2 separate regions of the Homo sapiens genome follow, and region 2 is linked to region 1. Evidence: read pairs that join two places in POLR2A ChIA-PET (ENCODE). Cell type or tissue: K562. All regions are shown on one strand. Each heading gives the region's core, and the rest is flanking DNA. Links, peaks and the distances in the headings are about the cores only.

Region 1 (15,395 bases), core at 1-8,000:
CTGCTAAGGATGAGCCCCGTTTCTTGATACCTCCTGTGTGTGGGGAGCAGCTGTGGCCAGGCCGGGGTCTGGGGTCCCCCGGGGAGGTTTGGGCCCCTGGGAACTTCCCCTTCTGCCTGTCACCGCTGTGGCCTGGTTACAGGATGGAGCACCCATTCTGGGTGGCGTGGCAGGTGTAGCCTTGCTGTACACCTGGAGGGAGCCCATGGCCAGGGCTCCTGCACCCCTGCCACATGCCCTGTCCTCAAACAGAGCCAGCCCCACCTGCATACCTGGGTCTGGCCTCCGAGGAGCTGGCGGCGGGCGCACCGTGTGCCCTGGCCTGCAGGGATGGCGCTTACCCTCAGCAGCCTGTCACCGTGGGGTCCAGGCCTGAGCGCTTGGAGATGCGCAGCTTGACTACCTCCTCAGAGCATGTGGGATGGATACCCACGGTCCGCATCACCTGCGCATAGGAAGCCCCACACCTGCACATGGGGGATGGGGGAGGCAGGCGGGGTCAGCACAGGGAGGGGGGTCCACAGCATCCCACCCCCGGGAAGAGGAGGGCCTCAGAGGCTGCTGGTCTCCTCACTGTCCCCTGACCCCCAGCCAGCAGCCAGGACCCCTGCCCACACCCGTGGGTGCCATCCACCTCCCTCCCAGCAGATGCCTAGTGCTCGTCCAGCCCACCTCCCACCCAGCCACGCCCTGGCTTGCCCTGGCCTGGCTTCCTGCTGTTCCATCCTCCCCTGCTAGGCACAGTCCTGCCTTAGGCCTCTGCTCTCTGCTTTACCCACAGACAGCGCATCCTGGCCTCACCACACCACCACCTCCCAGGCCCCACATCCAGCCAGCCACCTCTCTCAGGCCATGCACAATGTCCCAACCTCCAACTACCCCTGTCAACCCACCCAGAGCCTTTGCCATGGCTTCCTTTGACCCCGGGACCCCGAAAACACACAGCCTGAGCCCAAGACCCAGGCAATGGCCCCAGCTCCAGAAGACACACAGCAGCCCTGGGGTGGCTCTCCAGGTACTGGCACTCTGCTCATGGTGGCGTGGTGCTTGGCCAGGTGGGCAAGGGCCCTAGCAGCGACCCGGGGCCACAGGGGACACCTCACCTGGCTCTGGCTGGCTCAACAGCGTCTGGCTGGGGCAGAACCGCCTCTTGTCCCCCTAAAACCCGCCCTGTCTGAGGGGCCTGAGGAATCTCTGCTGCAAACCCACGAAGGCCACATAAATGCCGCAAGAGTGGCAGCAGCTCTCCACTGTAGGACTGCCGGCACTCGAGGGATACCCAGCTGCACATCGCATCGCAGCCTGCATTCCTCGGGACTTACTTGATCCCCAGAGCAAATCCTTGAGTAACTTCGCCTGCGTTGGGGCCAAGGAAATGCAGGCCCAGCACCAGCTGTGGGGGCTCCCTCAGGCACACCATCTGAAAGCCGCACATCTCAGCCACCAGCCCAGGAGGGGGCTGGGTTGCGTCCACCCTGCATCCACCCTGCACCCTGCCTGGGAGGCATGGGTGGGGCCAGTCCTCGGGTGTTCACCCTGCCAGGCTCTTTGCCACCCTCCCTCTCATCCTCAGCACCCTGGGCCACAGGGATGCTCACCTTTACATAACACTGGGATGCATCTCGTCCAGCCACCGTGAACTCCAGTGGTTTATAATGGGCGTGATAGACCTGAGGACAGGATACCAACCCTGGATCAGTGCTGCGACAAACAAACCTCGTGGCACCTGCAGCTCCCACAGGCTGCATGGGCAAGGCAGGGTCATGGCGGGCAGGAACCATCCATCTGGCCTGAAGGTCTGGTCTGGGATGGGGATGAGGGCTTGGCTGGCCACGGGGTGTGTGCAGGCCCTCTCACGTGCAGGCAGCCAGTGGCTGGAGCCATGCTCTGCAGGACAGACCCTGTCCCACCCAGGCCTGGGACCCCCGTAAACCACAGCAGCAGAGCAGGCATCAGGCAATCCAAGCAGCCAGGCCAGGCACAGCAAACCTGGGTGGACGTAGCTCACCCACAACAAATGGTGGAGGCAAGAATGGGTGAGCAGGAGGCCACCTGGGCTCCCTCAGGCACCCTGGTGTTTGCTTGGCCCTCACTGGAGCAAGGCCGCTGTGGCCACACCGGAGCCGGAGCTGTTGGACAAAGGCTTTCAGCACCCCTGAAGGGCTCGACAGCGTGTCCGGGGCTGCGGCCAAGTAAAAAATGAGTGGGGCCCTCACATGTGCTGTACAGCCATTATTAATTAATGGAACTTCAGAGAATATTGTTCTAACTAAGACAGAATTGAAAAGAAAACAAACAGAGTATTTGGCCATTCAACATTGTGAAACATAAAACAACATTATAAAATGCCAGGAACATATGTCCCAGCACACTTGTGATGAATCAAACAAAAATAGCAAATAAAGTGCCTCGGGGAAGGCTGGCCTGTCAGGCCCGTCCTGTTGATGGAGAGTTCTGGGGTGCAGGGGGAAGGGGCCAGCCCTGGAGCCCAGTGTCTCATCCCCAAAGGCCGCAGGCCCCACCGCCCAGGCTGCAGGCTCCGGTTTCTCTGGGTGCCTGCAAGCTGCAGCGGCAGCAAGATGAAACCGCACCGAAGGCTTCCAGCTACCACGGCCCGGCAGGCTTCAGAGCCCCCGCATCCCTCCAGGCCACCCCGGAGCCACAGCCACCTGCCAGAGCAGACCCCCAAAGCAGGCTTGCTCGATGAAAACCCCTTTCCTCAAGGGTGAGTGCCTGAGCCTGGAAGAAGCTGGAAGAGGATGGGTATCAGGATGTGGTGGGGGGCGGGGGGCGGGGGGCTCTCGCCTGGGAGAAACCCTGGGCAGTCCAGGAAGACGAGGTGCAGGGTGGTGGGGGGGGTGGGGGTGGAAGCAGAGGTCGGAGGCCCCTGGGAGAAACTTTTCTGGGTAGAGTGAGATTCATGGCCCTGCAAGGTGGGGACAGCACAGAGGCATCTTCGGGGCCCTGGTGCTTTCAGGGACAAGCTGCTGTGTGCTGGAGTGGGGCCAGTGCTCAGCTGACCTCAGCAGGGGAGCGGGTGGCACCGTGGTGGTGACCCTGCTGGTGCTGGGCACCCCTGCAGCATGGCTGGGGTGGGGCTGGGGGCTTCTGGGCCACAGGGCTTCTCCTTGCCCTCAGAACAAGGCAGCCAAGGGCCTTCCCCTCACTGCTGTGACACATGGTGGCAGAGACCAGAGGCACCTAAGCCCAGTCACCCCAAGGCTGCCAAAGCCCAGGCACCCCCACTTCTGAGGCTGCCCCCAACGTGTCCCTTCCCGCTACACACAGCCACTGCTCAGGGCCCCTGGAAAGGAGAGACCTTGGCACCCTGCTCACAAGGCCTCCGCCCAGAGCATGGGGTGAGGTCGTGGAGTCGCCACTGTCCTCAGCTGTGCTGCTCCCAGGCCTCACCTCAACATGCTCCTGCCCGTGGCGAGCCACTGCCTCCTCCTCGGACAGCCCCACACAGCCATACTCCAGCGGGGTGAAGACGGTCGTGGGAACCTGAAAGCAGGTCTGGAGTCAGGGAGGGCCCTTGGGCCCCGAAAACCGAAGTTCCCCACTGCATGTGACACAAAGAGCAGCGATCACAGACCAGGACCAGATGCGCCCAGAGCAGGCTGCAAGCACAGTAGGCGACCCACCTGCCCACGCCTGCGCCACACTCTCAGAACTGAGCCACACACCCATGCATGCACACACACGTGTGTACAACACACCCACATAAGCGCACACACACGCATGCCCACATCTACATGCAGACACACAGCGCACAAAGGCCCCTCACCCCAGAAGAGCTAGCCTCGAACTCAGCCTGTCCTAGGCTGCACGTGGCGTCCTGCTAGAGAACTCACATTGTCGTAGTCCATCAGATCTGAGGACCCGCCGAAGAGCCGCTGCACCAGGAGCCTCCCGGCCATGATCGCTATGGGTGTCAGCTCAGGCCGCCCCTTGGGGAAGGCACAGGGGGGCCACGTCAGCACCATGTCCGGGGTTATATGCAGCCCCTATGCCATCACCCTTTGCCCTCCGAGTGGGCATCTCCCTTTAGAAAATCCCCAACACTGGCACCGAGCATGGTGACGTACAGCATTCCCCCTAGAGCTCGTCCTCCTGAGGGGCATCCCAAGGACCTAGGTAGGTTGCTCATTCTCCTGTTTGCTGCCCTCCACTCTGCCCTGGGAAAGGAGTCCGCTGCTGATGAGGCTGGCCGTGCCACCCTCACATGCTCAAGCCTTCTCTCCAAACCCCTTCTGCACATTGCTGACCTCGGAGGGCTGCCCCATGACCAAGCTCAAAAGAGCCCCTGCTACCGTTTTCATTCACTGGAATCCCCGGCTAAAAAGGGACCCCAAAGCGTTCCATGTGCTCCTGACGTGCAGCTTGATCTGCACGTCACAGTCCATAACAAATTCCAAATCAGAATGTCGCTGTGCTGGAGATCCCTCCGTCCCAGGGTGTGCCCAGCCTTGGGGGTTCCAGCACCGTCCTCTGGGATGGGCTGCCAATCACCATGGCAGCAGGAAATGCAGATGTTGTTTGGCATTCCAGAAATGCATAGAGATCCGTGGAGATAAACTCAGAGCGCAGCCTGCGCATTCCAGCAGGCCTGACTAACTACGGAAACATCCCGGCGGGCGGCGCACAGCACACAACATCTCATTAAACAATAGCCCCCGCCCCGCCCACAGGCTCTTCCCAGCCGCTCAAGGGACCACTGGTTGGGTGTTAACTCTTTGGACTATTCAGAACGACCTTTCTGACAGAGTGGATTTAATGTTTAAATAAAGAATGCCTTTGTGTGCGCCATGCATTTCTGGCAAAACGGTTTGAAATGTTCCAGTTTCCAACACAGGAGCCTGGGAGCTACACACTTGCAGAGGGAAAACTCAGATTCCCAGACAGAAGGGAGGCTTCCCGCTGTGCACAGAGATGCACATGGCACTGTCTCAGGGTGCAGCGCCCACAGGATTCAACAGACCCTGCAACCAGAGACCACTGCACCTACATGGTCCACAGGCAGAGGCTGCGCTTGCAGAAATCACTGAGCAGCTGAACCATCCAGCTAAGCAAGCTGGGGCTGCAGGGTGGCTGAGGCACATGGAGCCACATGCTCTGTCCACACAATCGGGTCGGCTAGATGGGCCCTACAGGACCCTGCAGGGTCTGCCTGGAGCCTCAGAGTGTGACCTTATTTGGAAATAAGATCTTTGCAGATACAATTAAGGTAAGGATGGAAATGAAGTCATCCTGGATTAGGGTGGACCCTAAGTCCAATTGCAGAGAAACTGTAAGAGGCAAATCAGGGCCCAGAGACACACCCAGGAGACTGTCACATGACGATGAGGCAGAGAGAGGAGTGATATAGCCACAACCCGAGGGACGCCTGGGGCATCCTACCCCAGAGGCTTCCGAGGGAGCCTGGCCCAGCTGACACTTTCTGACATGGAGTCTCGCTCTGTCACCCAGGCTGGAGTGCAGTGGCACAATCTTGGCTCACGGTAACCTCCGCCTTCCTCCTCCCGAGTTCAAATGATTCTCCTGCCTCAGCCTCCCGGGTAGCTGGGATTACAGATACGTGCCACCACGCCTGGCTAATTTTTGTATTTTTTTAGTAGAGACGGTTTCACCATGTTGGCTAGGCTGGTCTTGAACTCCTGACCTCAAGTAATCTGCCTGCCTCGGAGTCCCAAAGTGCTGGGATTACAAGCATGAGACACTGCACCCAGCCCCAGCTGACACTTTCATTTCAGACTACTGCCCCCCAAACGTGAGATAATCCATGTCTGTTGTTCTGGGCCACCCGTGTGTGGTGATTTGGTACCACAGCCCCAGGACGCAGACACTGACAGGTCTCGCTACAAAGAAGCTCTCAGCGACCCTCCAGAGCCACTTTCAGCAGCAGGTGCTGGACACATGCAGGACAGGCCGAGCACTCCTGAGGCTGCCAGGGTGCAGTATCCCAAGACTGACCACCACAGTCCCTTACTGGGGCCATGTGTAAGGAGGGCTCCAGAGCCCCCACCCAGGAAAGACTGGCACCGGTCTCCACTTCACAGCAGCAGCAGCAGCTGAGAGCAAAGGACCTGCCCCGGTGTGATGCCCAGAGAGGCAAGCCAGAGGATACTGAGGCGGGGAGGGCGGGGCCAGGTGGGCCCGAACTAGACCTGCCTCTCAACCCTGTGGGGACAGGACGGCCCCAAGGCCATGGTGGCATTTCTAAGCCTATGCCTCTAGCCTACCTGCCAGGGGTTGAGGCCTGCGTGCAGAGCTGACCCATGCCCCATTCCCAGCAGGCGTCTGCTGCTGGTGCTTGCAGCTGTCTTTAGACCATCCACACTCCCACCACAGAAAGGAAAGGAAAGGCAGAGAGCCGAGGCCCATGTCCAGGTTGCCCCAGAACTCCAGACAGGCTGGCCCTGGGGTTTGGCCCAGAGCCTCTGTCATCAGAGAAAGTGTCGTTTCTCTCCTACAGGACGGCAGCAGCCGGAGCCCAGCGAGCAGGGGTGGTGGAGCAGGCAGGGGCAGGGGCCCTGGTCCCGGGACGCATGCCGTACCTCCACCACGTCACCAATGGCGTAGATGTGGGGCACAGAGGTGGCTTCCCGGGAGTCCACCAGGATCTTCTGAGTGTCGGGGCTAGTATCTACCCCAGCCTTCTCCAAATTCAGACTTCTGGTGTCTGGGACTCGACCTGAAGGAAACAGAGAGGGGGCTGAAAGGTTATCTTCAGTGGCTTTGACCTAGAGCGGTTGTGTTTAAACTGTTTCTCAGAATGTCCACTTAGAGACCGGGTGCAGTGGCTCCTGCCTGTAATCCCAGCACTGTAGGAGGACGAGGTGGGCAAATCACCTGAGGTCATGAGTTCGAGACCAGGCTGGCCAACATGATGAAACCCTGTCTCAGCCAGGCGTGATGGCTCATGCCTATAATCCCAACACTTTGGGAGGCCGAGGCAAGTGGATCACCTGAGGTCTGGAGTTCAAAACCAGCCTGGCCAACATGGTGAAACCCCATCTCTACTAAAAATACAAAATTACCTAGGCGTAGTGGTGCACACCTATAGTCCCAGCTACTCGGGAGGTTGAATCGCTTGAACCCAGGAGGTGGAGGCTGCAGTGAGCTAAGATTGCACCATTGCGCTCCAGCCTGCGCAACAAGAGCAAAACTCTGTCTCAAAAAAAAAAAAAGAAAGAAAAGAAAAGAAAGAAACCCTGTCTCTATTAAAAATACAAAAATAGCTGGGTGTGGTGGCATGCACCCGTAATCCCAGCTACTTGGGAGGGTGAGGCATGAGAATTGCTTGAACCCGGGAGGTGTCGGTTGCAGTGAGCCAAGATCACACCACTGCACTTCAGCCTGGGCGACAGAGTGAGACTGTCTCAAGAAAAAAGAATGTCCACTTAGAACTGGCCAAATGTGAAGCACCAGCAGCGTAGAGGGGCTCCTGGCCTCTGCAGGAGGTGGCAGGCAGGTCTGAAACGGACACTGGTCAGATGACAGCCGGCACAGGAGACAAGGCAGGGGTGCCACCGGTGGAAACTGGAGTCGGCCTTAGACTGGTTCCTGGCACGCGGGAAAGGAAGAGGCACTTGCCAATGCTGGGGCTCCCTGACATCAAAGAGTGCTAAGCGCGGGACTCCAGAATCTTCCGCATGCCCAGGCCTCAGGCCCTGCTGCAGGGCCACCAGCACAGTGCCAGTGGCTCTGGTACTGACTTCATCCGGAGAAACCAGCCCTTCATGGGGAGCTGTTGGCACCTGGCCTGCCTGGCCTCCCTGCATCTGTCTGCAGCACCACAGCCTGATACCATTAGGCAGTGAGATCCATCAGCTCCCAGGCCTCAAGAGTCCAGAGGGGCCTCCTTCAAGGGACACCTGCTGGCTCCCAATGGCCTCCTCCCTATCTGGACAAGCTGAAGAGGAGCCAGCCACACCCTGGACTGTACCCCAACAATGCTCAAGTCCTGGGATCTGGCCCTCTGCCCAGGTAGGGCTTGAAGGTCTCTCCCCATTAGGAGAAAGCAAGCCCCCGTAACCCGCTAGTAGAGGGCCAGGTGAGCAGAGCTAGCAGCCGGGTCTCCCACCTGCTCTGTGCTGCAGCCCCTCGTGGCTGCCTGGCACACAGTCCCAGCCTAGAGACCTCAGGGCCAAGGGGAGCTGAGCTAAGGGGCAGTGTCCAAACTACACCGTGCCCATTCTAGGGGGCAGCTGGCTCAGCTGATCCTGCTCTTGGGTGCAAAGGCCAAGAGGGGCAGGGGATGGCCAGTCCAGGGGGTCAGCACAGCTGCCCCCTGCCAGTCTCCACACAGCCTGGGGCCCGGAGAGAGGGCACCGCATGGGCCTCTTCATAGCCGAACAGCCAGCAGAGGTCCCTTTCTCCCCTAACTCAGATGGGTGTGATTTTGCCAGGCCAGCGGATGGCCACAGCAGCTTTTCCCTCCCAACCCCAGGTGCTCTCGGCTCCCAGGGGCTCAGGATGATCCACCAATGGCGAAGGCAATTTTGCCTCAAAAGCATAGCTCCCCTGCTCATCGTGGCTGGGACAAACCAGCTGCTGGCCGGTATGCGGGTGGCGCCCACCTAAGCATCTGGAAGCTGAAGCTCCCGTGAGAGGGAACCCTTAAGTCTCCAGCTGCTGTCCCGGGGCAGGAGTCAAAACATACCAACTTGGCTAAGCCAGCTTGCGGGAGGCCGGCTCCAGCCTCTGTGCTCTGCTCAGCCGCAGGAATTGGGTGCCGGGAGGGCTGGCACCGGTCGGGGATCAGCCCAGACACAGGGGATGCCAGCCCACATCAGAGGAAGGAGCTGGGCCCCATGGGCAGGGCTGGGGCACGAAGGAGGGGCTGTGGTCCCTGCAGGCCGGGGGCTCACGCTCAGCCGTCTGGTCCCTCTCCAACCTGGTGTCCAGCCCACCAGGCCCAGCACTTCCTGGTGCCTGCTCCGTGCCGGAACAGAACATCTGACGCTGCACCCACACTCTCCTCTGCACGCTTGCCTGGCTGGTCCTGGGAAGCCAAGAGCACTCATCATGTTCCTCATGGTAACTATGGCACTATGGCAACTACAGACCTTGCAGGTGCTGACCAAACCCTGTCCCCAGGTCCCGAAGGAAATAAAGATAAATTTAAAAGTAGTCACAAGAGATAAAAGAGGCATGGAAATAGGTGGCCCATCCAAAGCCAGGACTCTTCCGCACATGCTCTGTGGATCACTCTGGGAAGTCGGTGGGAATGTAATGGAGCCACTAATGTGAAAGGCATGACAGCTGGACAGGCTGGATGGCCAGGGGAGAGTGGGCTGCGCGGCACAGACACGCCTGGCCCTGCAGGGACTCCACAGCCCTTCGGGAATGAACAGCAAAAGAAGAGTGAGTGGCCTGTGGCAGGCAGCAGGCTCAGCCCTGAGGAGGGCAGCCGAGGGCACAGTGGGGTTAGAAGCTGGGCTGGTGGGACGTGGCTGGGAGTGGGTGCAGGGAAGAGGCCAGCTCCACTTGGGTGGGGCCACGTCCCTAGCCGTGGCCAGCCCTGATGGCAGGACACCAGGCCCTGAGCCCCACTATGGGTCTTGCTGAGCAAAGGACTGGGCAGTGGCCAGAGAAGGGCCAGATCTCCCTGCTGGTGCTGGACAGCCAATCAGGCGTCCTAGGCCCTACTGGCTCAGGCCTGGAGCCCTGCAGGAGGTTGGACGACTTGTGCCAAGGTGGGGACCCACTGGGGCCCGAATGCTGTGAGCAGCAGGATGCAGGTGGCTGTGCCCAGTCAGCTCCCCACCATTTCCCTCCTATGCCAGGATAAAGCAGTTGTGCCTGGTCAGCTCCCGACCATTTCCCTCCTATGCCAGGATAAATGTGCACTATTCAGGCCATTTAGGGAAAGAAGGGTGCCTGCACCGGTGTCTTTCGCCCTGCATGTTGTGCTCAGAGCTTTCCCAGCTGTGCCTGTGGCCCACTGCAGGCCTCCCCATGGGGCGGCTCTGTGCTCCCTGCAGCTCCGTCCTCGAAGCCTTGGCTCTGGAGTGCCCAGTGCAGCATTTGCCAAGTGCTGCTGAATGGCCCCTCCTGGGGTAGGACAGGCACTCTCAAGGCTCTGCTTCCTAGACACCACCAGGATGGAGACCTGGGGCACCAGCTTGCCATGTGTCAGTTGAGTTCCTGGGGCAGACCCTCAAAGGAAGGGCGGCCAGCTGAGTGGGGGCTTCTGGGCGCAGGGCAGTCCTTAGACTCTGTTCCTTCCTGGGGCAGGCGGCGCACAGCACTCTCTGTCATGCTGCTTTAATTTGCACTTCTTTGATGACTAGTAAGATGAAGTAATTTTTGGCCACGTGTTTATGAACTGTATTTCCTCTTTTGTAAATTACCAGTTCCTGCCTTTTCTCATCCATTTATAGGCATCTTCACCATGTTCCTTCTTTGTAAGAGCTTATTACGTAATGGATACATGACACTCTGGCATATTTTCTGCAAACGACAAGGGCATTAAAATTCCAGGTACAGCTCTTCAGGCTGTATTCATGAGCAGTCGTGGGCCACGGGATTCGTGGGCAGAGGAAGGGCACCAGCTCTGTGTTCCTTGTGCACATGAAGCAGGAGGGCTCATAGGCCTGCATGCTGTGGACTTAGCTGAGCGGCACAGCTACATCAAGGGCACCTTGAAGGACATGCCCCTGCTGAGATGGTCTCCAGGATCCACACCAGTTTAAGCAGCAGACAGAGCTGTCCATCACCACCAAGGGCCTCCACACGGGCCAATTTCTGTTTGTGTACTGTAGCAAGAGGGCCCAGCTGGACGTCGGCAGCGTCCTCCCTGCAGGCACCACACCTGTACCATCAAGCGCTGCCTGGAGGAGAGGCTGAGACTGGAACTTGTTAGCCTGGGCCTTTGAGAACTACACCGCAGTCACCTCCCCTAGCCCGGAAACCAGGAAGACTTACATGAAGCTGCCCTCCAAGAGGATCATCTCAGCCAACAGAGCTGTGGTCAATGTGGGAGCCAGAGGTGGCCGAACTGACCAGCCATCCTGAAGGCAGGCCATGCCCACTACATATAAGGCAAAGAAGAGCTGCTGACCATGGTGCAGAGTATGGCCGCAAGCCCCAAGGAACGTCCCTTCAGAGATGGCAACCACTGGCACGTTGGCGAACCTGCCACTGCAGAGATGTCTCTGCTGGTAGCAAAGTGGGTCTCATTGCTGCCCACTGGACTTGGTTCAGAATTGGGGCTGATGGGCCCAACAAAGTTTGTCCTTCTGCCAAAAAAATAGTAATTCCAGGTACAAATGGACGTGCTCACTTCCTATGTATATGTGTGGCTGGCCCACAACACTGACACTCAGGAAGCACTGGGCTGAGCATCTCTGCAGCCCGGAGCTGCCTCCAGCCCCAGGCCCAGCAGTGCAGCACCCCTGACGCAGGACAGCCCATCTCCATGTGTGGCCAGTGCTAGGAACAGCCGTGCAGGGCAGCCCTCCTCTGATCACAATGAGAGCCCCACCAGCTGCTGTCAATGGCCCAGGAGATGGAGGGCAGCCACCATGCTTGTCCAGCCAGCCTGGCCCCAAGGAGGGACCAGAGAAGGCTGAAGCCCAAAAACCACCCACACAGTCACCATGGGTCACTCCCATCTATTCTGATGGACACAGGGACACGGGGACGGCCAGCCGCATGCAGTATCATGCGCCTCTCTCATCCATGATGGGAAGAACAGGCATGCCCTCTGATTTCACGCCCGCCTGGGACACATTTTCCCAAGAGAAGAGCAAGGAGGCAGCGCCCCAGGTGAGAGGTAAGTGCCAGCAGGAGTACAGCAGGGTGAGCCAGTGGCTGTGATCCAGACAGAGGCAGCCAGGGCCAAGCACTGCGCCTGAGGACGAGGGTGTGGGAGTGGGAGGCTCCAGGGCCGGTGGGCGATGCGAGGCGGGCACGGCTTCACACACAGGCCCTGTGGGCCACCTGGCGACTGTCTCATGAGGCATGTGGCCCCCAGAGCCAGCCACCCTCACGGGGCCTGGCCTGCCACTTGCCCCAGTGAGGCACCTTGGACCAGGCACAGAGGAGCGTATGCCTTTGGAACTGGACTTAGATTCTTGAAGCTTATTATTTTAAAATATTTATCTTCTTTTTTTTTTTTTTTCTGGAATCGCACCTTCTCAATGAGCCCCGGGCCCCTACCCGCAGCTATGAGCCCACCAGGGGGAAGGGGACGCACCTGCCCTGCTGGCCTCAGGTCCCATCGAGACGCCATGTTAGTTGAATAAATGAGTGAGCCCCTGGGCCTCAATGGGACCTGATTGGCCACTTGCTGTGACTGCCAGCAGCCACCAGGGACCCCTAGGCCGTTCCAGGGATGTCTCATACCCAGGGCGGCTCCTTGGGGGGTGGGGGTGAGCTTCCCCTCAGGCAGCATAAGGGCCTTTCCTACTCAAGCTGCCTATGTGCATTATGATGTGTAAGACCCCACAGTCAGCCTTGGAGTACGGCGCAGCCCCCAGCTCAGGCCCAGAGGACCCCCAGGAAGGAGCGTGCTCTGTGGCGAGTGGTCATTATTGCTTTAACAGTTATTATTAGACCGGGTGCAGTGGCTCACGCCTGTAATCCCAACACTTTGGGAGGCTGAGGCGGGCGGATCATGACGTCAGGAGTTCGAGACCAGCCTGGCTAACACAGTGAAACCCTGTCTCTACTAAAAATACAAAAATTAGCTGGGCGCGGTGGCGGGTGCCTGTAATCCCAGCTACTTGGAAGGCTGAGGCAGGAGAATCGCTTGAATTCGGGAGGTGGAGGTTGCGGTGAGCCAGATCGCGCTCCTGCACTCCAACCTGGGCAACAGAGCTAGACACCGTCTCAAAAACAAACAAAAAACAATTATTATTATTATTATTATTATTAATTATTTGAAAAGAGGTTTCACTCTGTTGCTCAGGCTGGTCTTGAACTCCTGGGCTCAAATGATCCTCCCACCTTGGCATTCCAAAGTGTTGGGATTACAGGCATGAGCCACCTCACCCGGCCCTTTAACAATTGTTAACATAATTGCAATTGTAACAGGTTGGCTGCCCCAGGGCACCTGCAGACATTAGAGGGTGCATGGTAATATGCATAAATGGTGCTGACCTATCTCTAGAAGACTTTTCACCATGTTGTTCTTTTTTTTTTAATTGGTTTCCACTCAGTTCTAATCATTAAGTACTGAATTTGTCATGGTAACAAGACCCAGTTGGACAACCATGTATGCAGGTGCCGGCTGGCCTGTCAGATAGCTGTGGGCTCTGGACATAAGTGTGAACTAGCCCTCAAGCCAAGCGTGGGGCACCAGGCTGGTGGGTAAGCACAGGGCGCTGCCTCCTGCTACTCTGGCCTGGCCTCTGTGAGGTGTTAGCACCACCATGAGCTAGGGCTGAGCCAACAGTGCTGTCTCAGGAGCAGCAGCGCACGCCCGGGGCCACGTGGTGTGGAGGGGAAGGCCGCAGCCACCGCTCATAGGAAGAGCTCCATGAATGTTCATCTTGGCCCCACTTCAAAAAATATCAAACTCACAATGGAGGCAGATTTGGGTCTCTCTTGATGTCATTAATTACAAACTAAATTTGCACTAAAATAAAAAGGTGTTAGACTATCAAAGAGGGGCCTCCGATCCGTGTCACCTGCTCAGGGATGGCCACTCCACCCTGAGAGCATGGAGGCATGTGGATGCCAGGGTCACTGCTGGGCCCATCCCCACCGGGAAGAGCATAGCCACAAACTTGGTTTCACGCAGCTGCAGCAAGGCGCATCCCTGAGAGCAGTCCTGATGGGCCCACCGCAGCCCCCTCGCCCGGGCAGCATCCACACCCACCGCGGCCCCTAAGCCCCAGCTGCACCCACACCAGCACAGAGGGCATCCAGGAGGAGCCGCCCCTTCCCTCTCACCAGGCTTAGGATGCTCCCACCCATCCCCAGCTTGGTTCTTGCTTTCTGCCCTTTCCTGCTGCCTGGCACTCAACAGAGGGACAATCCGCAGGGACTTGTGTAGCTGAGTCTGCGGTGTACGGGAGCCATCAGCCGAGCACAGCTGAGCAAAGACAGTTGCCTGCCGTGTACATGCCAGCAAACAGTGCCTGGGTGGAGAGAGGAGCCCAGGGCTGCAGCCCACCCTGGCAACAGCTCCCCTCCTGGGCACCGCCAGCCCCCATCATCATCTCCTGGGCACCCCAGTCTCTCTGGCTGTGGTCCAGGCACACGTGCCACGTGGGGGAGACTATACAGGGGCAGGCTGTGGGGGTGGCCTCTGTGTGGTGCCAAGAGGAAGCCGGGAAGCCAAGCTCCCATGCTCCATGCATGTTGTGTTTCAGGCTCTGATGCTGGTTTACACACAGGTGGACATCTCTGAGTTATCTAAGATAAAGCCCAAAGAGGAAATAGCTTCAGTGGCTGGGGTAAGATCCAGACGGATTCCTTCCCTGGGTCTCGTCTCACCTGCCATATCACAAGGCCCCAGGCAGACCTGTGGCCACCCTCCCTGGCACTCAGGCACAACAGCTGCCTGGCTGTGGGACCCCCAGGTTTAGCGAGTCCCCTCCTGTGTCTGCTGGCTCTTCTGGCCATGGGCAGGACTCCTGTGGTGCAGGGAGGGATACGCCAGAGCCTTCAGCATCTCACCCTCAAGAGAGGGACAGAGAACCATCCAGAGGGGCTGGGGACGCCAAAGGGGCACATGAAGATCTCAACTTCCAGTTTTTCAGGGCTGCAGTCCAGAGGCAGTCTGTCCCTTCTTTAAAACCAAATCTAAACTTAACTGCACTTAGAAGCCCCTGCACTGGGAGGCGTTTGCTCAGGATGCCCCAGCCTGGCCCTGCTCCCCTAGACAGCCAGGGATTCAGGCCACAACTGGTTAACTCAGCGGGCGAATTCGAGCCCGCAGCAGTGCTGGCTGACTGTCTTCACTCAGCGCTGTAATCGGCACATCTGCAGACAGGAAATCCTCCTCACTGAAGTTCCCAGTCTATTATCTGAGACACCTGGTGTGGGCGGGTGATTCAGAGACAAACAATGAGCGGGGGCCCCCTGCACAGCAATTAACTGCTTTAACTGCTAATATGTTTAATCCACCACGTGGAGATCAAGGCTGCGTCGAGGAAGGGGCTCTGGTCCTCCTCTGCTTCCAGACTGCAGGGCCCACTTCGCAATGCCAATGTCCATGGTCCTCGCCAGCTGCGGCCAGGCGCCAGGCACACGGGCAACGGGCAGGGCCAGCACTCGGCCCCACACGGGAGCTCTGTGCAGCACCTGGGCCCCTTCTGTGTGTGTGTGCACCGGGCACGGAGGCATCCCCCCTTCCTGTCGGAGCCCAGCTTGTGCGGACGTAGTGCACACCCGGTACAGGAAGCAGAGTCGGAGATGTTGGCATTGCCAGCTGTGCC
Region 2 (15,395 bases), core at 7,396-15,395, 180 kb after region 1:
TTTTAATTATTGATTTGTAAGAGTTATTTACCCATTCTGGATATGAGTCCTTTGTGCCTACTCATTTCCTTAATGATAGCTTATGGTGAGCAGAATTTTTTTTTTTTCTTTTGAGTGGGTGGAGTCTTACTCTGTTGCCAGGCTGGAGTACAGTGGTGCGATCTCAGCTCACTGCAACCTCCGCCTCCCAGGTTCAAGTGATTCTTCTGCCTCAGCCTCCTGAGTAGCTGGGACTACAAGCATGCACCACCATGCCCAGCTAATTTTTGTATTTTTAGTAGAGATGGGGTTTCACCATGTTGGCCAGGATGGGCTCAATCTCTTGACCTCTTGATCTGCCTGCCTTGGCCTCCCAAAGTGGTAGGATTACAGGCGTGAGCCACTGCGCCCGGCCAGAATATTTCATTTTAACAAAGTACAGTTTATCTTATCTTTTATGAGTTGTTCTTTTTGTGCCTTATCCAAAAAGTCTTTGCCTACCCAGAGGAAAATATATAACAATATTTTCCTCCATTTGCTTCTAGAAGCCTAATTTTTGTTTTTATGTTTGGTCTATGATTTATCTCAAGGTTTTGTACATGGTGTGAGGTAGGGGTTGAGATTTACTGCCTCCAACCCCCAAATCTCTCTAGTTGTTCCAGCATCATTTATTAAATGGATTATCTTTTGCCTAGTTCATTACTATGGCAACTTGGTTGTACATCAGTTGAACATATATGTGTGGGTCTATTCCTGACTCTGTTGTATCCCATTGATCTATGTATCTGTCTTGATGCCAACACCATGCAGTCTATGAGTGCTGCTGCTTTTTAGTAAGTCTTGAAATCAGGCTGAGCACTGTGGCTCACACCTGTAATCCCAGCACTTTGGGAGACCGAGGTGGGCAGATCACCTGAGGTTGGGAGTTCAAGACCAGCCTGACCAACATGGAGAAACCCCGTCTCTACTAAAAATACAAAATTAGCTGGGTGTGGTGGTCCATGCCTGTAATCCCAGCTACTCGGGAGGCTGAGGCAGGAGAATCACTTGAACCCGGGAGGCGGAGGTTGCGGTGAGCTGAGATCACGCCATTGCACTCCAGCCTGGGTAACAAGAGCGAAACTCTGTCTCAAAAAAAAAAAAAAAAAGAAAAAAGAAATCAGGCAATGTGGGTCTGCCTTCTTTTTCGGGACTATTTTGGCCATCCCAGTTCCTTTGCATATGCATAGATATTTCAGCCAGTCTGTTAATTGCTATAAAACGAAAAGCCCCCTGGGATTTTGACTGGGCAGGTTTTGAATCTATGGGTCATGTGGGGAGAAGTGTCACCTTAACAATACTGAGTTGTCTAAGAAGTACCCAGTGAAACAAATAATAACAAGAAGAAACACTGTTGAGGCTGGGCACGGTGGCTCACGCCTGTAATTCCAGCACTTTGGAAGGCCGAGGCGGGCCGATCATGAGATCAGGAGACCGAGACCATCTTGGCTAACACGGTGAAACCCTGTCTCTACTAAAAAAATATGAAAAAATTAGCTAGGTGTGGTGGTGGGCACCTGTAGTCCCAGCTACTTGGGAGGCTGAGGCAGGAGAATGGCCTGAACCCGGGAGGCGGAGCTTGCAGTGAACTGAGATCACACCACTGCACTCCAGCCTAGGCGACAGAGCAAGACTCTAAAAAACAAAAACAAACAAAAAAACACTATTGAATCTTTCAGTGAATATGCATGTCTCTCCTTAAATCAGGTCAGCTCAACTTGAGACCCTCAACAGTGCCCTGGAGTTTTCAGTCTTTGTCACTCATTTTTCATTAAATATTTTCCTGGTGGTTTTTTTTTTTTTTTTTTTTTTTGAGACGGAGTCTTGGTCTGTTGCCCAGGCTAGAGTGCAATGGCGCCATCTCTGCTCATTGCAACCTCCACCTCCCGGGTTCCAGCAATTCTCCTGTCTCAGCCTCCCGAGTAGCTGGAACTACAGGTGCCTGCCACCATGCCCAGCTAATTTTTGTATTTTTAGTAGAGATGGGGTTTCATCATATTGGCCAGGCTGGTCTCGAACTCCTGACCTCGTGATCCGCCCGCCTTGGCCTCCCAAAGTGCTGGGATTACAGGCGTGAGCCACTGCACCCGGCTTTTTTTTTTTTTTTTAATCACACTAAGGATTTTAAAAATGCTGTTATAAATGGTATATTTAAATGCTCACTTTCCAGTTCTTGCTAGCATTTACTTATTAGTTCTAATACATCGGTTTTGGTATTCCTTTTGGGTTTTCTTCATATATGATCCTGCTGGTTGCAAATACAGTTTTGTTGGGTTTTTTTTTTTTTTTTGAGACAGAGTTTCGCTGAGAGTGCAATGGTGTGATCTCGGCTCACTGCAACCTCCACCTCCCGGGTTCAAGCAATTCCCCTGCCTCAGCCCCCCGAGTAGCTGGGATTATAGGCTGCCTCAGCCTCCTAAGTAGTTGGGATTACAGGCATGCACCACCACGCCTGGCTAATTTTGTATCTTTAATAGAAATGGTGTTTCTCCATGTTGGTCAGGCTGGTCTTGAACTCCCAACCTCAGGTGATCTGCCCGCCTCGGCCTCCCAAAGGGCTGGGATTACAGGTGTGAGTCACCGCACGGGGCCACAAATACAGTTTTATTTCTTTATTTTTGATCTTTACATCTTTTCTTTTTCTGTTATAATTAATTATTGTTATAAAAATAATATCTTAGGGCCAGGCACGGTGGCTCACACCTGTAATCCCAGCACTTTGGGACGCCAAGGCGGACGGATCACCTGAGGTTGGGAATTCGAGACCAGCCTGGCCAACATGGAGAAACTCCGTTTCTACTAAAAATACAAAATTAGCCAGGTGTGATGGCACATGCCTGTAATTCCAGCTACTCAGGAGGCTGAGGCAGGAGAATCGCTTGAACCCAGGAGGGAGAGGTTGCAGTGAGCCGAGAGCACACCATTGCACTCCAGCCTGGGCAACAAGAGCGAAACTCTGTCTCAAAAAGTAATAATAACAATAATAAATAAAATAACATCCTAGCCAGTGCAGTGGCTCACTCCTGTAATCCCAGCACTTTGGGAGGCTGAGTCGGGAGGATCGCTTGAGCCCAGGAGTTCGAGACAAGCCTGGGCAACACAGCAAAACTTTGTCTGTACAAAAAAATGCAAAAATCAGCCGAGTGTGATGGTACCTGCCTGTGGTCCCAGCTACTTGGGCTGAGGTGGGAGGATCGCTTGAGCCTGGGAGGTGGAGGTTGCAGTGAACTGTGTGATTGCCACTGAACTCCAGCTTGGGTGACAGAGTGAGACTCTGTCTCAAAAAAATAAAAAATGAAATAAAATAATAAAAATAACATCTTAATGACAGCCTTTTTTGCCCCAATCTTTGGGTAAAATGACCCCCTGGTCTAAGAAGGAGCCCTCCTGTGGCTTTCAGAGCCCTCCAACCTTGTGGCATTAGCAGTGGCCCATGCCCTGCAGATTTGGCGGGGGTGAAGGTCCTGGTTGTGTGCTGGGCTCCTAGTGAAGGGCCTGCCCTTTGGGCCTGGTGCATCCTGCTGGGTGAGGACAGCCAGCGTCCCTGCACCCCATTCATGCGATTGGAGCCTAGTGCTGCCCCTCAGCCTTGACGCTGGCCCAAGTGGAAGGATGTGTTCTGCAGGGCATCTGTTGGGATAGGTGTGGTTGGTGTCATAGTTGTCCTGCAGGACAGGGATCTCACTTGCACGACCCATGAACCCCAGGGGCTGCCTGGCCTTGAAGAGTTCCAGCCACGATTCCATAGCTGGGGCTGCTGGGCCAAGCCGCATGTCGAACGTCCTCGAGGAGCTTGAGGCAGGAGCTGGGCCGAGTATGCGTCTCCCAGGGCTGGGAACCAGGTGGGGGACTGGAATGGGTGGCATCAATGGTGGTAACACTGTCATCTGCCACAGGGCTGGACATGGAGGAAGGCAAGGAAGGAGGCACATGGCTGGGCATCAGCACACGTGGCAAGCTGGCAGCACTCACCAACTACCTGCAGCCGCAGCTGGACTGGCAGGCCCGAGGGCGAGGTAAGGCGAGTGGGGTGGGGCCAAGGTGAGACAGGGTGGGGTGGGGCAGGCCTAGGTGAGACAAGGTGGGGCCAAGGGACTACAGGACTGGCCAATGTATGGTGGAGTGGGGCGGGCCAAGGTAGGAAGTGCCAAGGTGCTTGTGCTTGGGAGTGGGATGGGGCAGGGCTGAGGTACCGTGGGGCAGGGCCAGGTTACAGAGTGGGCGGTGACAAAGCGTGGCAGGGCAGGGCCCAGGTAAGGGTGGGGACAAGAAGGGGGAAGCTGGGCCCCGTGGCAGGTGGGTGGCTTCCGTGGGCATATCACTGCCGCCACTGAGGTGTGCTGCAGGGGTATGCGGCAGAGACAGGAAGAGTGAGGAGGGGAGCATCCCATTTCCCACACCCTGGCCCTCTGGCGTCGCAGCCAGGAGCCCACTCCCACCTGACCCACGCAGCACTGTTTACTCCTCTCAGGGCGCACTCTCCCCTTGTCCTCATGCATGGCACTCCTGACTGCTGTGTCACTGTCCCCTGCCTGGAATGTTTGTAGAGTAGATGCCTTCCCCGAGACGACAGCTCTGTGGACACACATTGTCCCCACTGAAAGGTGTTGTTTACTTCATGCTGGATTTCCATAGGAAGACATAGTGGGGAAATTTTTTTTTTAATAAAATGAGCAGTTTTCAGTGCCGACCTGAGTGGCAGCCAGGCTAATGAGGTGTGGCTGACTCTTGCGGCAGTCATGACAGGCCAGGGCTCCAGTGGGACCCCTCATCTTCCTGCATCCTCCCCAGGGGGCCCCATATCAGTGTTCCTGGGAGAAGAGCACATGCCTGCAGCTGTGGACACAGCATCTGTCCCCTGCCTACAGGTGAACTTGTCACCCACTTTCTGACCACTGACGTGGACAGCTTGTCCTACCTGAAGAAGGTCTCTATGGAGGGCCATCTGTACAATGGCTTCAACCTCATAGCAGCCGACCTGAGGTGGGTCTGCCAGAGGGGGATGGCGGCTCTGCCCAGCACTGCCTCGGGGGCAGGCCTCAGGCTCATCAGGAAGTGGGGTTCCACTGGGGGCTGTGGCAGCCTCTCCAGGGACGTTGCTCCTCGTGACTTGGCAAACATTCTGAGGACTGAGCCTGTCACAGATGTACCAACTCGGGTATTTGGGGGTGAAGCCCAAGGCTTCCTGTGATGGCATGAGGGCTGCCGGATCCCTGGAGAAAGCTGAGGCTGTGAAGAACAGTCACATAGAGTGGCTCTGGCCGGGTGTCCTCCCTCCCACGGGCAGGCTGTGCAGAGCAGCCCTCCGCAGCCCTGGCTTGGAGTGACTGGGATGCTGTGCTCCCAGGGAAGCTCCTGTTGGAGATGAGGCCGCAGGAACTGCGGAGGTTTTGGTGTTTTGCCCTTCCGTGAAGTGAGCATTCCTCCCTCCTGCCCTCCTCCCCCTCCAAAGCCCCAGAACTTGGCCAATGCTGTTAGTCCGGGGCCTTCTGCCAGGACAGGCAAACGGGAAGTGGTCGGCACATTGTGGCGGGCCCTGAAGCTGCCTCCTTCCACAAGGGCAGGTCCATGGGCCTCTCTCCTGGCTCCCGAGCTCCAGGCCTGCTGTTCGTTGAGCATCCCTTGTGTGTGGCATGCCCAGCCCTGCCCCACATGGGTCTGCACACTTGCTATGGAGGCTGGGAGAGTTGCAGTGTCCCCTAGGTGGAAGGCCGAGGGCTGGTGCGGGGCACTTGCTGTCCGGAGCCGTTCTTCCTGCCCATGCCTTCGTGACTCCAGGTGGCAGAGCCCCTGTGCTCTCTGCATGCCCCCATGCTCAGGAACCACTTTTCCCGGTCAGTAGTTCCATGTGGGTCTGATTAGTCTCAGGAGAGTTCCTCTGCGGCCGTGGCACCAGCAGGACTTGGCACTCAGCAGCTGTGTGGAGGTGGGGTGCCAAGGGTGCCATGCCTTGAGCAGATACACGGGCTCCTGTGGTTGGGGGTTGGGGGTTTGGGCTCCTCAGAGCCTGTGCAACTCTCCCGGCTCCAAAGGCTGCAGAGTGAGGGTCAGCCTCCTGGACCTAGCCTGAGGATACAGGCAGTGGCCAGGAGAGCATACCACAGGTCAGGCAAAAGCTGGTGCCAGGGCCGAGGCTGGAGGGCGGGGGCATCGGAGGTCAGTGAGCAGCCCTGCTGGTAGGTGCAGATGAGGAAGCCAAGGCCTGGAAGGGAGAGAGGCTTGTCATGGCCACAGCTATCCCTGGGTGAGGCCTGCCCTCCGCCTGGCCTGTGGTATAGTGCTGGCAGCATGGGTGTCCAGTTCTGTAGGTCCTTACACAGAAAGCCCAGAGGAGATTTTTGCCTGCAAACAGTCTCTGAAATTATGAACCAAGTATCTTAGGAAAGTTGCCAAAGACCATGGTGAGGAAGAACGGGAGTGGAATGTGAACATAGACGGGGGGGCCCTTGAAGCCTACCAGGGGTGGGGAAGGTGGGTCCCACCTGGGGGCAGCACTTCGGGGAGGAAGGCACCATGCCTGGCTCTTTCTCTGCATCTGTTCCATCTTGAAGGCCCAGGGCTCCATGCCCAGCATCTGGCCTGGGAGGGCATCTCACAGGCCACAAAGAGATCCTCTTCACTTTGCAAAAAAGGCACTCCAAGTTCTAGAAGACTTACTGTGGTATTGAGGATTGGAATATTTTCAGCTGGGGAGCATTTTGAACTATTTTCTTTTTAAAAAATGATTTATTTATTTTGTAGAGATGGGGTCTTGCTATGTTGCCCAGTCTGGTTTCAAACTCCTGGCCTCAAGCAGTCCTCCCTCCTTAGTCTCCAGATTAGCTGGGACTATAGGCATGAGTCACTATGCCCAGCTCTACTGTCCCTTAACTATTTTAAAGTGTACACTTAACACTTGAGAGTAGGAAAATGTGGTCTTTGGCGCTTTCTTTGGAAGCCTCGATCACCCTGGGGCCACACTGGGGCCACCTGTCCAGAAACCCTCATAGATGAGCTGTGGTAAGGGGCCTGATGGAGAGGTTGGTGATGTGGGGATGGGGCTCAGCCCTGCAGTTGTCCCCATGGGCAGCCTCTGTGTGTCCATGCCATGGGGCATTCGGCATGGCAGGAGGGCATTTTAGATCCTGTGCCTCCTGGGCTGGTGGGCCCCGAGGTGAGCTGGGAACATACCCGTGATGCTGGACAAGAGCTGGGGCCTCCATGACCCCGCCTGCCAGGCACCTGAGGGGCTGGGTCCTGCAAGCTCCTGACCTGGCCGCAGCGGGCTACTGCGCACATCGCTAGCCTCCAGAAACAGGGCTGTGAGATCACCGGGCAGTGTCGGGGAGGACGCCCTATGGCTGTAGTCTGACATTCTCTCCCCTTGGCCTGCAGCACAGCAAAGGGAGACGTCATTTGCTACTATGGGAACCGAGGGGAGCCTGATCCTATCGTTTTGACGCCAGGTGAGCCTGCCCTGGCAGCCTGATGGGGTGGGGGACTGTTTCTATGCAGAGGTCACCCTTGTGCTTTTTAGAGACCAGGCACTTGTCATATTACTCTTCTGAGATGACTTTGTGGCCATTTAAGTGCCTTATGGTCTGTGGGCACCTTGCCCTGCACCTGGACACTTCAGAGAGCCCTGGCTCCCTGCTCACCCCCTCCCCATGGGCTTTTCCTGCTGAGCAAGGTGCGCCCCTGTTCTGGGCTTCCCACCGCAGCCCTGCAGCCCAGCCGGCCACCCCCAGCCTCACTTCCTGTGCCGTCCCAGTGTGCCCTGTGCCTGTTCCTTCTCAGAACCTCTGGAGCCATCACCACCTGGGGTTCTTGCCTGGTCTGCTCCCTGACGCACAAGTACACACCCCACTCAAGCCCCACACAGATGCACGCCTCCTGCACCCAGTCCCCAGTCTGATCCCCGGTCCCCATCCTCAGGGCCTCGAGCCCCTCTGCGCCAGGTCACACTCCACGGCTGGGCCCTTCCTGCCCTGGCTCTGCACCACTGCCCAGGCTGTGCCTCCTGCTACATGCCCTTCCTTTCCCCCTCCTCGGGTGCTGCGATTTCCTGGAAGCTTCCTCTGCCAGTGCCCCAACCTGGAGAGAATGTGTCACATTGCCCCCCTCTGCAGCCATGTTCTGGGAGGGAGGTCTGCATCTTGTCCCAGGTCTGGTGCCAGGACAAAGCAGCACTCCTGGGAAATGGCATTTCCCCTGGGTGCACAAAACTGTAGGGACCATAGCCTAGGTTCCGGGGACTGCTGGCTCACTCACTCCCACACTCGCTGCCCACAGACACTCCTCGCTGGTGGCATCGTGGAACTCTGTGCCTTAAACGCCCGCTCTGGTCCCTCTACTCAAGCTGCTGGCTCACACAGGGTGTTCCGGCGCCTGGGGAGTGTGTCAGTGCCCTTAGCGCCACCCACACCCCTCTGTGAGGGGGCTCCCTCACACCCCTGGCTCCTCTGAAGCTCCATGCCCACGTCACACAGACTTTCTTTTGCATTTGGCACAAATCACCAAGTGAGGTTGCAGGTCACAGGTGCACACCTTCCCACTGGGTGTACACGGTGGAACTGAAGCCCCAGGCGTCCCTGGAGGGGCCCGAGGGAGATGATAAGCAGTCCCCAGGACAGCTGAGTGGCCCCATCCCACCTGCATCTTAGGGGGCTGGTGGTGCTGACGGGCTCATCATGAGTCCTGTGGTCCTTGCCTGGCCCACACTGGAGCTGGCTTCCAGCTTCCCACGTCTGCCCAGTGATGTTTCATCCACAGATAGGCCCAGCCCCCATTTGCTAGGGTGGTGCCCAGACCCGAACCCCTGGGCTAGTTGGGATCTCCAGAGGAGGCATCTGCCTGGAGGGTGGCTTCCAGTGTGTCCCACCCACTGCCCCCACGCCTACCAGCTGGTGCCCTCTCCTCCACCTGGGGCTTATCCTTCCGGCCACCCTCTGTGACCCTGGTCTTCCCCTCCCTACCTTGGATACAACTGTGGGCAGCCCACCTGAGCTCCCAAGAGCTGGGCAGTGGCACAGACACAGAGACTACCAGCGAGGCAGGGATGTGGCCCCAGAAGGTCCTGAGCTTGCAAAGGATTGTTCTGGCTGTCTCAGCCAGCTCTTGCTGTTCCACCTGCCCCAGAACCTCCGCATCAGTTGAGGGTCGTGGGGTTGGAATGTGTGGCGAAGTAGGTCTGTGGCAGTGGAGTTGGGCCATGCTGAGCCTGTGACTGCCCAGGAGAGAATTGGAAACTAAAAGGTGCAAAAGCAGTCAGAGACTCCCTACCACCCCCTCACTGTGAACATTGGCCCAGCGGCCTCTGGGGCAGTCGCTGTAACCATCCACGTGGCATCCTCGGTTCTCAGAGGCTGAGACCTCCGTGGCTGGAGATGCTTATTTTCTGCTCAGTTGTTGTTCTGTAGAACTTATTTCTGTCTACATCCTGCCTCATCCCTGAGCCTGCCCCACCTGGTCCACATTGCCTTTTTTTTTTTGATAAAGTTTTATTGAGATATGACTGACTAGCGGCACAGTTCACCCATTTAAAGTGTATCATTCAGTAGGTTTCGTTTCATTCACAGAGTTGAGCAACTGTCATCACTACCTAATTCCAGGACATTTCTTGATCCCCAAAGAAAGCCATACCTGTCAGCAGCCACTCCCCATTCCCCGTCTCTTCAGCGCCTGCAACCTTTAATCTGCTTTCTGTCTCTGGATTTGCCTATTCTGGACACTTTGTATAAAGGGAATCCTATAATATGTAGTTTAGGGGACTGACTTTTTTCACTTAGTGTTGTCGTCTAAAAACTCACCAGTGGCGAGGCACGGTGGCTGACGCCTGTAATCCTAGCACTTTAGGAGGCCAAGGCGGGCAGATCACGAGGTCAGGAGATCGAGACCATCCTGGCTAACACGGTGAGACCCCATCTCTACTAAAAATACAAAAAATTAGCCGGGCGTGTTGGCAGGTGCCTATAGTCCCAGCTACTTGGGAGGCTGAGGCGGGAGAATGGCGTGAACACAGGAGGCGGAGCTTGCAGTGAGCTGAGATCGCGCCACTGTACTCCAGCCTGGGCGACAGAGTGAGATTGCATCTCAAAAAAAAAAAAAACAAAGAAAAACTCACCAGCATGGCTAAATGATAGAAAGGAGAGTTTTATTTGCCATATCAGTTTGCAGACCCGGAAGAGAGAGTCTCTAGCATGGACTGAGGTGCTCTCTTTGAAGAGGGGAAGGGCAGTTTGAGTTTTATGCCTCCCAAGGTCCATATCACACAATAGAGTCATACATATTCAGCAGGTTTGGGGAAAAGCCATACATATTTATGAGGGGACCCGAGAACATATGCAATAGATAAACATACATGTAACATACATCCCATGTTCACTTTGGGGCAGGGTTTTAGCATTAAAATGAGGTAGAATCTGGATCTTTCCATCAGAAGGTGAGCTCTAGGACACAGTTGGAGTGCAGCCTCTATGAACTGCTGAAACTGGCTTATGGTCTGTAGTTGCTTATCAGAAAAGAGTGTTTGAAGGCTGGTTCTCTGTCCAGTCAGGGTTGTGGTGGTCTGGGCTGTCAAGAGTTAGGAGGGTCTGATAACGTGTGTGATCTCTACTGTTGTGAGGGAGTTTATCAAGACTGTGGTTTTTCTTGTAGCTGTAGGAATTTAGGGAGTTGCTGAGACAGCTGCCCTGAACCCTCGAGCCAGTTGGTACTTTTTGTTTCTTCCCTTTATCCATTAATGGACACTTGAGTTTTTTCCACCTTTTGGCTGTTGGAAACAGTGCTGCTCACAGTGTGACCTCACAGCATTTGTGTGGTCATATGTTTTTATGGCTCTCATGTGAATACGTAGGAATGGAGTTGTTAAGTCGTATGGTAACCCTGTTTAACCTTTTGAGGAACATCCAAACTGTTTGCCAAAGCAGCCGCAGCATTATACATTCCCACCAGCAGTGTATGCGGGTTGCAGCTTCTCTGAATCCTCACCAAAACTTGCTATGTTCTGTGTTTTTGATGATAGCCACGATAGTGGGTGTGAAGTTGTGTGGACTCGTGGTTTGGTTTGCGTTTCTCTGATGGCTATGATGTTGAGCAGCTATTCTCATGCTCGTTGGCCATTTGTATGTCTTCTTTGGAGAAATGGTTATTCAGACTGGGTTGTCTTTTTGAGTTATAGGAGTGACTTATACATTCATTCTAGCTACAAGTCTCTTATTTAAAGCACAAAGCTTAAAATTTTTAAGTCCTATGTCTCTCTCTTTTTTTTTCTTTTGTTGCTCATGCTTTTGGTTTCTTATCTAAGAAACCATTGCCTAATCTAAGGTCATGAAGCTTTCCCCAATACTTTCTTCTTAGAGTTTTATAGCTTTTGCTCTTTCACTTAGGTCTTTGGTTTGACTTAAGTTAACTATTTTTTTTTTTTTGAGACAGGGTCTGGCTCTGTCACCCAGGCTGGAGTGCAGTGGTGCAGTCATGGCCCACTGCACTGTCAACCTCCTGGGCTTAAGAGATCCTCCCAGCCGGGCGCGGTGGCTCACGCCTGTAATCCCAGCACTTTGGGAGGCCAAGGCGGGTGGATCACAAGGTCAGGAGATCGAGACCATCCTGGCTAAACCGGTGAAACCCCGTCTCTACTAAAAATACAAAAAATTATCCAGGCGTGGTGGCGGGTGCCTGTAGTCCCAGCTACGTGGGAGGCTGAGACAGGAGAATGGCGTGAACCCGGGAGGTGGAGCTTGCAGTGAGCCGAGATTGCGCCACCGCACTCCAGCCTGGGCGACAGAGTAAGACTCCGTCTCAAAAAAAAAAAAAAAAAAAAGAGATCCTCCCTCCCAAGTAGCTGGGACTGCAGATGTGTGCCACCATGTTCAGCTAACTTTTATGTTTTGTAGAGATAAGGCCTCACTATTTTGCTATTTTGCCGAGGCTGGTCTTGAACTCCTGGGCTCCAGTGATCCTCCTGCCCCAGCCTCCCGATGTGCTGGGATTATAGGAGTGAGCCACCTCTCTTGACCTGAGTTAACTTTTGTGTATGGTGTCAGGTAGAGTCCAACTCCCTTCTTTGCCCATGACTATGCAGTTCAATGGTCTTCCATGTTGTTCATGATGGAAAAAGCACTGTGACACCTGGGGCTGGCGGCTTGGCTCTGGGGGCCCCAGCAGAGCCAGGCTGTCTCCCTGGGAAATGCCTCGGCCAAGATATTCTCCTGGAAGTCTGACAGGGAGAGGGTGGTGTCTTGGTCTCCCTGGTGCATCATTTGGGGTGCTTGGCTCCCATCAAGCCCACCCCTGCTGCCCTGGCCTCTAGAGAAGAGCCTCTGAGGTGAGGTGCTTCTCCACCTCAAGTCCCTGCCCTTCACTTTCTGTGACATGAGAAACCCTTTTCCTGTTGGCCATGCCTTCTGCCAACACTCTGGGAGCTTGTTCAGAGTCTGTGCAGAGCCCCCCGGCTCTCCTAACCTGGGGCCTGGCTGGTACGCAGAGGTGGGCCATGCTCTGCTGAGGCCCAGCCTACACCTGTGCCCACTGTGTGGCGCTGTTGGGGGTTCCCCAAACAGGGACATGATTGTGGTGGGTGCCTCCTGGCCTCTGGTGGCTAATTCTCCCACTCTTGAACTTCTCAGGTGGCCCCCCAACCTGGCGTGAGGTGAAGAGGTTCCCTCTTGGCTGTCCCCTTTGCCTGTGAGATCTCAGGTTGCTCATTTCTTATTCATCCATCCATCGAGGCTGCTGGGCATCTGTGCCTTGTGGTCTCCTGTGGGTGCCCGCTTCCGCCTACTGCTGAGTTCTCCTCTCCTTGCCATGCCATCAGGTCAGGAATGAGCATGGGGAAGGAGCTGGAGCATGGAGCGGCTTGGCCTCAGTCTGGCCTGATTTCATGGTCCCCAGCTGTACCCCGTGTTAGGTGGGTGGCAGGTGGCAATTTGCCCTGACATGGCACAGCAGGGCCTCTGCATGGCCCGCTGATTGCTCCTCACAGGCACCTACGGGCTGAGCAACGCGCTGCTGGAGACTCCCTGGAGGAAGCTGTGCTTTGGGAAGCAGCTCTTCCTGGAGGCTGTGGAACGGAGCCAGGCGCTGCCCAAGGATGTGCTCATCGCCAGCCTCCTGGATGTGCTCAACAATGAAGAGGCGTGAGTGGGCGGGTCCTGCTGGGGTGAGCCCCAGTGTCCCGCCACCAGGGCAGAGGGAAAGGCAGGCCCTGCTGCCCCGGGAGGCCCATGGAAGTGGCCAGGCTGGGTCCCCAGCTGCAGGGAAGCTGATGGATATCCTGTCCTCCCTGCCTGTCCCCTTGAGCCAGCTGAGGTTTCCAACACCAGGGACTTTTGATGACAGAAGATGGGCCCAGGCCCAGGCCCAGGCCCAGGGGAGGCTCAGTGCACCCAGAGGCTTGATGCAGCCACGTGGGGCCCAGAGCAGATGGATGCTCCCCTCTGCATGCCGAGAGCTTGTGGGAAGTTCCAGAAGATTCTAGACACTCAGCAAACCCAGGCGGAAGAGACACATCATGGAAATGAGTGGCTAGGGTCAGCACGCTCAGGGTTGATGGGCTTCCCGCAAGCGGTCTGTCCCCAGCGACCCTGGGCTGAGTGCTGGGCAGGGACTTGCAGTTCCGGGAACTGCCTGGGTGTAGGAGCTCCCACCCACTTCCTTGCCCGTAGGCCTCAAGGCCCCTCAGGGGCCAGGCACTGGGGTCTTCGTTGCCCCAGCCGGGGGTCCTGGTGCTTGCCATGCCAGCCTTTCTCCCACTGGGCGAGATGCCCCACCCATCCCTCGCTCCCCACCCAGGTCAGACCACTGCCCTGCCCAGGTGATCCAGCGTCCACTCCCACCCTGTCCAGCTTGCCCCCTTCAGAGAAGCACCCATGGACCATCTCCCACTCCTCCCCCTGGGGCCCCTTTCTGCCCCCTGCCTACCCTCCTTCTCCTCTGGGCCTCTGATAGGCGGCCTCGTCCTTCAGCCTCAGCATCGCTGCCTCACTGGAAGAGCCCCACCTGGGCATGCCCAGCAGCCCCTCCCAGCTGTAAGTCCACACAGCCCCCATCAATGTGCCATCTGGGGCAGGCCGAGGACCGGCCCTGGCTGCCCTCACTGATGGCTGGAGCCCCGATGCTAGCTACAATGGCTGGCTTGAGTGGACTTCTGTCACAGAGGCAAATGCCCACAGGGCACCTCTTGGGGCAGGCAGGGAGCTTGTATGTGCCATCTGGGGCCAAAGCTCCACGATTGAGTCATAAGTTAAGGGTAGATGGAGATTTTCCGCCTTGAGCAGAAACGTGGAGGAAACACGCCTGGTGTGTGACTCACGCCTGTAATCCCAGCACTTTGGGAAGCCGAGGTGGGCGGATCACCTGAGGTCAGGAGGTCAAAACCAACTTGGTCAACATGGTGAAACTCTGTCTCTACTAAAAACACAAAATTAGATGGCTGGGTGGTGCACGCCTGTAATCCCAGCTGACGGCTGGAGCCCCGATGCTAGCTACAATGGCTGGCTTGAGTGGACTTCTGTCAGGAGAATTGCTTGAACTCGGGAGGTGGAAGTTGCAGTGAGCCAAGATCGTACCATTGCGCTCTAGTCTGGGCGACAAGAGTGAAACTCCTCCTCAAAAAAAGAAAATAAGAGAAAAGAGAAGAGAAGAGGAAAAAGAAAAGAAGAAAAGAAACAACCCTTGCAGTTCCCCGGCCACTCCCCAGAGCCAGTTAGGCCACCAGGTGGGCTGGGGCTAGACCCGGCTGCGGGCGGGCCACAGAGGGACTAATGGCCACCACTTCTCTCCATCCTGCAGGCAGCTGCCAGACCCGGCCATCGAGGACCAGGGTGGGGAGTACGTGCAGCCCATGCTGAGCAAGTACGCGGCTGTGTGCGTGCGCTGCCCTGGCTACGGCACCAGGTATTGCAGCACCGTGGGTGCGCCACCTCCTATCCCATGTCCCACCTCCCACGCTAGAGGGCCGGCAAAGAAGCCAAGTGCCCATAGCCAGAGCCAGGCTTCTTCCTCGCCTGAGTGGATTCCAGAGCTTCTGCCCTGTCCAGACGCAGCTGCAGGGTGAGCAGATACCACAGGCTCCCGGGGCCCCACAGGCTGGGCTTAAGGAGCCAGTACACAGCCACACAGGGCCAGGATGGCTTCAGGGCTGCCTGCACATTGGTGGATCCCTGCGGGCAAACGCCCCGGCACCATGGCACTAGGCCTGCAGGCTGTACCCTTGGGTGGTGGCTGCTGGCCAGCCTTTCCTGCCTGGGGCTGGCTGGCCCATTGGCAGGTGCAGGGTGTCATTTCCTTCAGCCCCTCCTCTGTCATAGGCTCATCTTCCTGTGTGTGAGGGGAAGGCAAGTGCCAACTCCACTCCCTGGCAGGCCGCATAGCCGCTGGGTCCCACCCCACGGGGTGCA

What was found. Peaks named below come from ENCODE experiments on the same cell type or tissue, not always from the same donor. Only the 100,000 strongest peaks of a DNase experiment are listed, where the experiment ranks them.
Region 2: POLR2A ChIA-PET joins it to region 1 with 5 read pairs; 3 of 35 experiments call an interaction of 5 or more read pairs at or near these places.

Annotation. Positions count from the first base shown.
Region 1 is chr22:19,876,768-19,892,162 of GRCh38, forward strand. TXNRD2 (thioredoxin reductase 2) reads right to left here. Exons shown (of 18, transcript NM_006440.5): 12 at 6,558-6,694; 13 at 3,855-3,950; 14 at 3,412-3,504; 15 at 1,599-1,670; 16 at 1,323-1,420; 17 at 273-467. The coding sequence ends at 338. It also overlaps the pseudogene RPL8P5. Among named protein-coding and RNA genes, the nearest start is that of RTL10, 30 kb to the left of the region's middle. RefSeq lists enhancers at 621-1,422, 2,225-3,026, 3,027-3,828, 3,829-4,630, 4,631-5,432 and 4 more. In K562, for the core only: no CTCF peak of the experiment used is centred there; a DNase peak (open chromatin) is centred at 4,634; H3K27me3 peaks cover 885 bases.
Region 2 is chr22:20,048,551-20,063,945 of GRCh38, forward strand. It overlaps TANGO2 (transport and golgi organization 2 homolog), which reads left to right. Exons shown (of 9, transcript NM_152906.7): 4 at 3,915-4,034; 5 at 4,887-5,001; 6 at 7,393-7,463; 7 at 12,980-13,133; 8 at 14,788-14,892. Among named protein-coding and RNA genes, the nearest start is that of MIR185, 23 kb to the left of the region's middle. RefSeq lists an enhancer at 9,008-9,508. In K562, for the core only: a CTCF peak has its summit at 12,536; DNase peaks (open chromatin) are centred at 9,330, 10,210, 10,561, 10,891 and 2 weaker places; H3K4me3 peaks cover 321 bases.